3 separate regions of the Homo sapiens genome follow, and regions 2 and 3 are each linked to region 1. Evidence: chromatin contacts called from ENCODE Hi-C or POLR2A ChIA-PET data. All regions are on one chromosome and are shown on one strand. Each heading gives the region's core, a stretch centred on a gene start or an enhancer-like site at or near the end of the contact. The rest is flanking DNA. Distances are from core to core; before and after follow the strand shown. Region 1 overlaps LOC105373281 (a long non-coding RNA gene). Region 2 has its middle 64 kb from the start of WDR26. Region 3 overlaps CNIH4 (cornichon family member 4).

What was found. Hi-C counts contacts between places; a loop is a spot of excess contacts on that map. ChIA-PET counts read pairs that join two places held with the same protein, here RNA polymerase II (POLR2A). Pooled maps may share reads with other maps.
Region 2: a map of mammary epithelial cell shows a loop between it and region 1 (5-fold over the local background). The contact joins two enhancer-like sites. A Hi-C loop is called at or near these places in 2 of 168 maps with a recorded cell type or tissue (K562 and mammary epithelial cell) and 6 of 50 pooled maps. POLR2A ChIA-PET finds 5 or more read pairs at or near these places in 1 of 52 experiments (OCI-LY7).
Region 3: a pooled map shows a loop between it and region 1 (4-fold over the local background). The contact joins two enhancer-like sites. A Hi-C loop is called at or near these places in 2 of 50 pooled maps. POLR2A ChIA-PET finds 5 or more read pairs at or near these places in 2 of 52 experiments (BJ and HEK293).

What each region holds. Positions count from the first base shown.
Region 1 is chr1:223,697,116-223,699,660 of GRCh38, forward strand. All of the region lies in intron 1 of LOC105373281 (a long non-coding RNA gene), which reads right to left. Among named protein-coding and RNA genes, the nearest start is that of CAPN2, 14 kb to the right of the region's middle. Within about 2 kb of position 1,281, at least 2 of the 41 ENCODE cell types and tissues checked have a DNase peak (open chromatin) inside an H3K27ac peak, as active enhancers do.
Region 2 is chr1:224,497,045-224,499,589 of GRCh38, forward strand. It overlaps a transcript of CNIH3 not described here. Among named protein-coding and RNA genes, the nearest start is that of WDR26, 64 kb to the left of the region's middle. RefSeq lists enhancers at 761-1,290, 1,016-1,215, 1,291-1,822. Within about 2 kb of position 1,272, at least 30 of the 41 ENCODE cell types and tissues checked have a DNase peak (open chromatin) inside an H3K27ac peak, as active enhancers do.
Region 3 is chr1:224,378,929-224,381,473 of GRCh38, forward strand. CNIH4 (cornichon family member 4) reads left to right here. Exons shown (of 5, transcript NM_014184.4): 5 at 1-524. Among named protein-coding and RNA genes, the nearest start is that of MIR4742, 18 kb to the right of the region's middle. Within about 2 kb of position 1,268, at least 5 of the 41 ENCODE cell types and tissues checked have a DNase peak (open chromatin) inside an H3K27ac peak, as active enhancers do.

The DNA.
Region 1 (2,545 bases), core at 31-2,530:
CTGCACTCCAGCTTGGGTAACAGAGAGTGACCCTGTCTCAAAAAAAAGACTTCCTGGCCATGCGTGGTGGCTTGTGCCTGTAATCCCAACACTTTGGGAGGCCGAGGCAGGTGGATCACTTGAGGTCAGGAGTTTGAGACCACCCTGGCCAACATGGTGAAACCCCATCTCGACTAAAAATACAAAAAAAAAAAAAAGAAGAGTCGTCCGTGTTTGCACGCACCTGTAATCCCAGCTACGCAGGAGGCTGAGGCAGGAGAATCACTTGAACCTAAGAAGCAGAGGTTGCAGTGAGCCAAGATTGCGCCACTGCACTCCAGCCTGAGTGACAGAGTGAGACTCCATCTCAAAAATAAAAAAAAAAAATTAAATGTAAAAAGACTTTCTCAGTGTATGTGGTATATCCAAGACAATAGAATATCATTCCACCTTAAAAAGAAGGAAATCAGTTGGGCACAGTGCCTCACACCTGTAATCCCAGCACCTTGGGAGGCCGAGGCACGTGGATCACGTGAGGTTGGGAGTTCAAGGCCAGCCTGACCAACATGGAGAAACCCCATCTCTACTAAACATACAAAATTAGCCAGGCGTGGTGGTGCATGCCTGTAATCCCAACTACTCAGGAGGCTGAGGCAGGAGAATTGCTTGAAACCAGGAGGCGGAGGTGGCGGTGAGCCCAGATTGCACCTTTGCACTCCAGCCTGGGCAACAAGAGCAAAACTCCATCTCAAAAAAAAAAAAAAAAGGAAGGAAGGAAGAAAGGAAATCCTGTCACGTGCCACAACATGGATGAAACTTGAGGATATTATGAGGATATTATGCTAAGTGAAATAACCCAAGACTCCCCAAATCTGGGTGAGGATCCTCAGTAATTTGTCTCCATAGCGCTTACCACAGTGAATTGCAATGGCCTGTTGCCCATTGTCTATGTCCTCTGTAAGGACAGTACAGTATCCTGTTCACGGTTGAAGCCTCAGTACCCAGCATTATGCCTGGCACGTTATGTGTGGTCACAAATAATGATAGATAGACAGATAGATACATAAATAGATGGGTCAGTTCATGAGGAACTCAGTATCAGACTCCAGAGGGCTTTGGGATCTGGAGTCATGACTGCCTGAGATCCAAAACAAGACATTTTGCCAGTTTTACTTGTTTATGCTGAAAAGCATCAAAGGCCTTTTGAAATAGAGGTTTCCTTTTCCATGGCTAAATTAGGGGTTTTCTTGCTTTGAAATAACAATACTGCTTTTTGCCACGTGGTGGAGCCAATACAACATCAAACGGGCCCCAGGAGGCGCCATTTTACCGTCATCACCTGCCTGGGCAGGACCACCCGCTATAGCTCACAGTGAAGAGCATGATTGTGGTGTAATAACTTTATTACTACAGGCTTATTTTTGTTGTTCAGGAAATCTTGGTGACCTTTAAAACTTCCCAAGACACACAAATCATTCCAGTTGCACAAAAGGATGGAGCGGGTTATTTTCTCTCCAATGAGAGCCTGTCAACCTGTTGGTGCAGAAATACATGTGCAGGCTGTGTTTAATTGTGAGTGGGGGTTGGGCGCGGTGGCTAACGCCTGTAATCCCAGCACTTTGGGAAGCCAAGGCGGGTGGATCACCTAAGGTCAAGAGTTCGAGACCAGCATCGCCATTATGGTGAAACCCCGTCTCTACTAAAAATACAAAATTAGCCGGGCGTGATGGCAGGCATCTGTAGTCCCAACTACTCGGGAGGCTGAGACAGGAGAATTGCTTGAATCCAGGAGGCAGAGGTTGCAGTGAGCTGAGATCATGCCACTGCACTCCAGCCTGGGTGACAGAGCGAGACTCCTTCTCAAAAAACATAAAAAGTGAAAATAAAAATAAAAATCGTGAGTGGGAATAGACTAGGAGAAGCCCCCAAATTATTGTATCTTCATAAAGCCAAGCTCACACTTGGGAGGCTGAGGCAGGATAATTATGGAGGCCAGGAGTTCCAGACTAGCCTGGGCAATATAGCGAGACCCCATCTCTACACACACACACACATATACACACACAAATTAGCTTGGCATGGTGGTAAATGCCTGTAGTCCTAACTACTGAGGAGGCTGAGGTGGGAGGATCACTTGAGCCCAGGAAACGGAGGCTGCAGTGAGCTATGATCATGCCACTGTACTCTAGCCTGGGTGACAGAGCAAGGTCTTGTCTCTTAAAAATAAAAAATAAAAAGCCAAGTTCTTCTCCATCAGGGCCTGCTTCTGAAGAGTGGGCAAGCAGGACCATGGGCCTACAGTCCTGCTATCAGAAGAAGTTCTCATGGACCCTGGAACACCTGTGATGGGGCTCAGGAGCCTCTCCACCAGAGCTGCCTAGAGCCCTACTCCTTCCCCACCAGCCTGACCACCACACTCACCTCTTTCACCCTTCACTTCCAACCCCTCCAATTGCCCTTACAAGGTCCTATAGCAGCTAGTCCCTCCCCACCTCTCGGCCTCACCTCTGGCCTCTTCTGGCCCTTGACAAAGATTCTTTGCTTGACCAAACTTTAGTGAGCCTCC
Region 2 (2,545 bases), core at 22-2,521, 800 kb after region 1:
AAAAGGAATGAAGTACTATTATATGCTACAACATGGATGACTCTTGAAAACATGCAGTGAAAGAAGCCAGTCACAAAAAAACTACATTTTATGATTCCATTAATATGAAATGTTCAAATAGGCAAATCTATAGAGACAGAAAGTAGAGGAGTGGTTGTCAGGGAGAGAGGCATAGGGAGGAATTGGGAGTGACTGCTAATAGGTACAAGATTTCTTCCTGGGGTGATGAAAATGTTCTAGAATTAGCTAGTGGTGATGTTTGCACAACATAGTGAATATACTAAAAACCACTGAACTGTATACTTTAACAAATGATAGATTTTATGTTTACTTTAAAAAATGATAGATTTTATGTTATGTGAATGATATGTTGATTTTTAAAGTCTAGGAATTAATCAATTATACTGTGATGGAATATGATATTTTAAGTCAGAAATTTACTTGTGGCATCATCTTCACTGTTCATCTGTAGAATCAGGAGAAGTGATGTTTCCTAGGTTGCTGTGAAGATTAGATAAGATAATGCATATGACAGACTTAGCTGCAAGAATATGGGTTGGGAACCCTTTGTTGTTATAGATGCATTTCTAAAGCAACTTTTTTTATGTGTTGCTGTTTGTTGGAGCCCTCCAGGAGGATCTTGGCACTGAGAGAAATCCCTAAACTAGAGTCATGGCTGAAGAGTGCTGAACACTTCCTGCACTGCTGGCTGTATGGTGGTCAGATGCTCCTGACTATGACCCTGCAGTGAAGCCCGGATCTGGGCAAAACTGAGAAGTAGTTGACACTTGCATCTCTTTCCTGACTGTCTTTTCTGGCCTGGTAGTCTTTTGGGTTATAATTCAGCATCTCTTCCATCTGCATGTCTCAAGTGATTAGTATTTTCCAAAGTGAGCTCATCACATTAATCATATTAGGGTATGAGCAGCCCTTTTAAGCTGTATTTGTATCTTACAGGAAGACCAGAAAAGCTCAGAAGGAGGAAGAATCTTCAGGCACTGTGCAAAGGGAGGGCAGGGAGAGGGGGAAGTTATTCTGCAGCAGCAGTGCCTTCCTGGGCATCCTGAAACCACCCTGATTCAGGGCCCATCTGGCCTCCTCATCTCAAGGCCAGTCTTGCTTGGCCTGTGCTCACTGCTGCCACTGCAATGCCATCTGGAAGAGAAAATCAGGACAATGGCTTCAGTTTCTTGCTCTCTTAGGATTAGGCTAACATGGAGGCCCCAGCAGCCCCAGCAAAAGCAGCAGTGATGGTGGTGGCGGTAGGGGTGTCATTAGCAACACTAATGAATCACTGCTGGGCCCGGTTCTCTTCTCTGACTCAGCTTGAAACTTCTTTCAGTTAACAGGAAGCCAGTAACCAGTAAAGTCAAAAGCTTATATGCAACTCTCTGGATTGGAAACCACTGGGGTGTTTTTTAAGCTTCTATTTCTAAAATAAGAAGGGAAACCAATGGACAGAAGCTTCCCTGTCTTCTTTGATGCAGATAAACTATGTTGGTAGAGGGTGATTGTGAGCTGGGGCCCTTGTTTCTTATGAAACTAAAAAATTCTACATGAGTTTACAAAAACAGGAAGCTGGCAGTGAAAGCTATTGGAATTATGTAAATGAAACAGTCAGTTTGGAATGCAGGTGGGAGTGTGCCTGTGGGAAAGAATGGAGAATGCATCAGAACACGGGCAGCCAGGTTACCATGCGCTGCTTCAGCACAGGGGAAGATGCGGGGGGCAAGGAACCTTCACTGCCCTGGCGTCATCAGCCCAGTGCTGCAACAGTGCAGCAGAAAGGGCAGCGGGGAAAGGCGACAGGAAGAGGAATCAAGACACTTACATTGCTCTAGGAGAGATTCGCATTTTTTTGTGGATCTGAGGATGGGAGCTCTGGGAGCTCTGGAGCCTCTTCCTGTCCGCAGGCACTGCAAAGCTTTAGCACACCAGTAGCTCCCCAGAGGGCTGGGAACCCATGCCAGGACTGGCACCCGCTCCGGGAAGGGGTGCTGGGAGTGCCATGATTTAGATCAGTGATTCACAAACTTTTGGTAGTGAAGACACTCCGTTAAAGCTTATTGTTTTGGGGTTGTATCCTACTCCCCGCCTTTTAAAAATGTTAGTTAAAAATTTAAATTAAAATGGACTTTGTTTTAAAATTAAAAATTTCCTGTTGTTTGAAGCTTCTATGACAACTGGGTAGCCTTCTGAGGTATTGTAATACAGTATTAGGATTTGGACTCTCTGCTGTATACACTAAGCTCTTAAGGGTGAAGGGCAGGCCATTGGTTCTGATAAGAAGAGAGGTTGCCATAGGTATCTCTGCTTTCTTACTCTTCCCCACTCCAGGCCATGTGGACATCTGGAGATATTTGATAAAATGTCCTTTACCAGCCGAGACTCATGACTAATCAATCGTTGTTTTTGTTGGTTTGCTTCTAATCCCTCTCCCTTCCAGTCTATCTTTCATCCTGCCATCAATTTCCTAAAACAGATTTGATGTGCCACCTCCCTCCTCAACAGTTTTCAATGGGATTTCCTACTGCCTGCATAAAGT
Region 3 (2,545 bases), core at 18-2,517, 680 kb after region 1:
CTCTCTCCCTTACCACTCCTCTTCCCCTTCCCTCTATAATGGCAGTACCCAGGGCCCGGTCCATAGACTACTATCGAGTGCTCCTATGTGCATCTTAGTACGTATCATTTTCCCTTGCCTTTTTCCTTCTATCCTTTCAGTGGTAGCAACTGCCCTTGCTAATCACCGTAACCTCGGCTGAGAAAGAAGAGGAAGCGAAATCCAAGATGCAGCTCAGTTCATCAAAGCCTAGCAGGTCCCCTCAGCTGCCTTTTCATGCCTGCCACAGACTACAGTAGGACAAAACCTGACCTGGTCTTTGAAGTTAAGAGCTAAGAAAGCTTCCTATAGTAGTATCTCCCATGGCACTTACCACATTCTATCTGGTATTACAGTTATTTGTATGCAATTAATCACTCTTAGATTGTATGTTCCTGGAGGGCAGAATATGCCCATTCATATTTGTATCTTCTTCCTTCTGCTCTTGGCACCTAACACAGTGCCTTGCACACAAACAATAAATGATTGTTGAGTGAATAAGTAAACCTGATTGTGGTGTTCTATTGCTTTTTCAGCAAGAAGTCAAACTGATGGCCTTTAAGTCAGAGAAGCAGCAATGGAGCAACATAATCAAAGTTGACCATCTTTGTTTTCAAGACAGTCACATTATGAAATATTCTGACATGCTAGGCTAGGAAATGGCTATAACTGGTTCACTTGAGACTGGAGAAATCAGCTTTGCTAACAGGTAATACTTTGTCAAGTAGTGAGAAATATTATATACTAGGTATAATTAGTTGTCCCCAAAATCTAAATAAACTTGTTCTAATATATGGAAAAGGGCAGCAAGATAGAGAAGGTAAGTTTGAAATTCTACAATATCTGGATCTTTGTCACCTGAGTTTATGTACTTTAAACCAAATATACTATTTTACTATGTAGTATAGCAAAGATTGAAATATTCTTGGTAAATGAAGCCTTTTGGATCTAAGCCATATTTTTCAGGAATTTTTGAAAAGGTAACTTTTTTTTGCTTCAGTTAAATACAGTCTAATGACTGAAGGTCATTCAAAGCTTTCGGGTTATCATTCTTCACTACAGTAATCACAATAATGGTCTGGACATGCTGAAGGGACTGTTCACTGAGCTAACTTGGTTCTGAGCTCAGGTGCTCTTTAATAAGTTCTTGGGTAAAGGCTGCTTTTATTTTTAATTGCTTCCCTCTGAAGCTGGGTGGAGAAGAGTGAGTGGGTGGGTGGTCGGAATCAGCAGGCTGAGAGAGAACTCAGTGGTTTGCCTGTGGCTTCCTCTGCTGTATATTTGGTTTGCTACATCCGTTATGGAGCAATCTTGGTTTCATCTATATCAGTTCCCATTAAACGTTAGCACCTAGTTAGAATGTGAGTTAGTTGAACATACACTTTAATTCCTGTTTTCTAGATCTTATTTCACAGGTTGGATGCAAACTGGGTGAGAATTGAACCTCTCGTGTTGCTTAATTAAAAGTAACACATTTGACTGCCACTGGTATCTATCAGAAAGAGACCTGTGGAGCAGGTTGAATCCTCTGGGGTAGCTTTATATAAATTTGCCAACTTTCTGGGACAGAGTAATAGGATTTACCCGTGTTAGTTGGTAATTTTCTATTTTACCAGGTACAATAATCAACTTACGGTCATACTTGCTGATTCAAACAGCAGAGAAAAAAAATAAACTTACAGTCATTCTTCTTTTATCCATTACCTACCACCTTCTTTGCCCTCCACTGCCCTCCATTTTGAAGCAAATCCCAGACCTTGTTACATCTGTCATATTTTAGTATGTTTCTCTGTAAGATAAGGGTTCTTAAAACACATGCGACTAGAGGAGCAGTGTCACACAAACTGGCAATTCCTTAGAATTAAGTATCTAGGCCAGGCACAGTGGCTCATGCCTGTAATCCCAGCACTTTGGAAAGACAAGGTGGGAGGATCACTTGAGGCCAGGAGGTCGAGACACCCCTAGGCAAAATAGTGAGACCCCATCTCTTAAAAAAAAATTAGCCGATATAGGCACCTATATAGTCCTAGCTACTTGGGAGGCTGACGTGGAGGGATGGCTTGAGCCCAGGAGTTCAAGGTTACAGAGAGCTATGATCACATCTCTGTACTCTAGCCTGGGTAACAGAGCAAGACCCTGTCTCTTGAAAAAAGATTAAAATTTGTTGTGGAGGTTTCCCTCTACAAAACTTGAGTCTGTTTTACAATTAGAGCAATCAGGCCGGGTGCGGTGGCTCATGCCTGTAATCCCAGCACTTTAGGAGGCCAAGGCAGGCAGATCACTTGAGGGCAGGGGTTCAAGACCACCCTGGCCAACATGGTGAAACTTCATCTCTACTAAAAATACAAAAATGGGGCACGGTGGCTCACGCCTGTAATCCCAGCACTTTGGGAGGCCGAGGCGGGTGGATCACAGGGTTAGGAATTCCAGACCAGCCTGACCAACATGGTGAAACCCCGTCTCTACTAAAAATACAAAAATTAGCCAGGCGTTATGGCGGGTGCCTGTAATCCCAGCTACTTGGGAG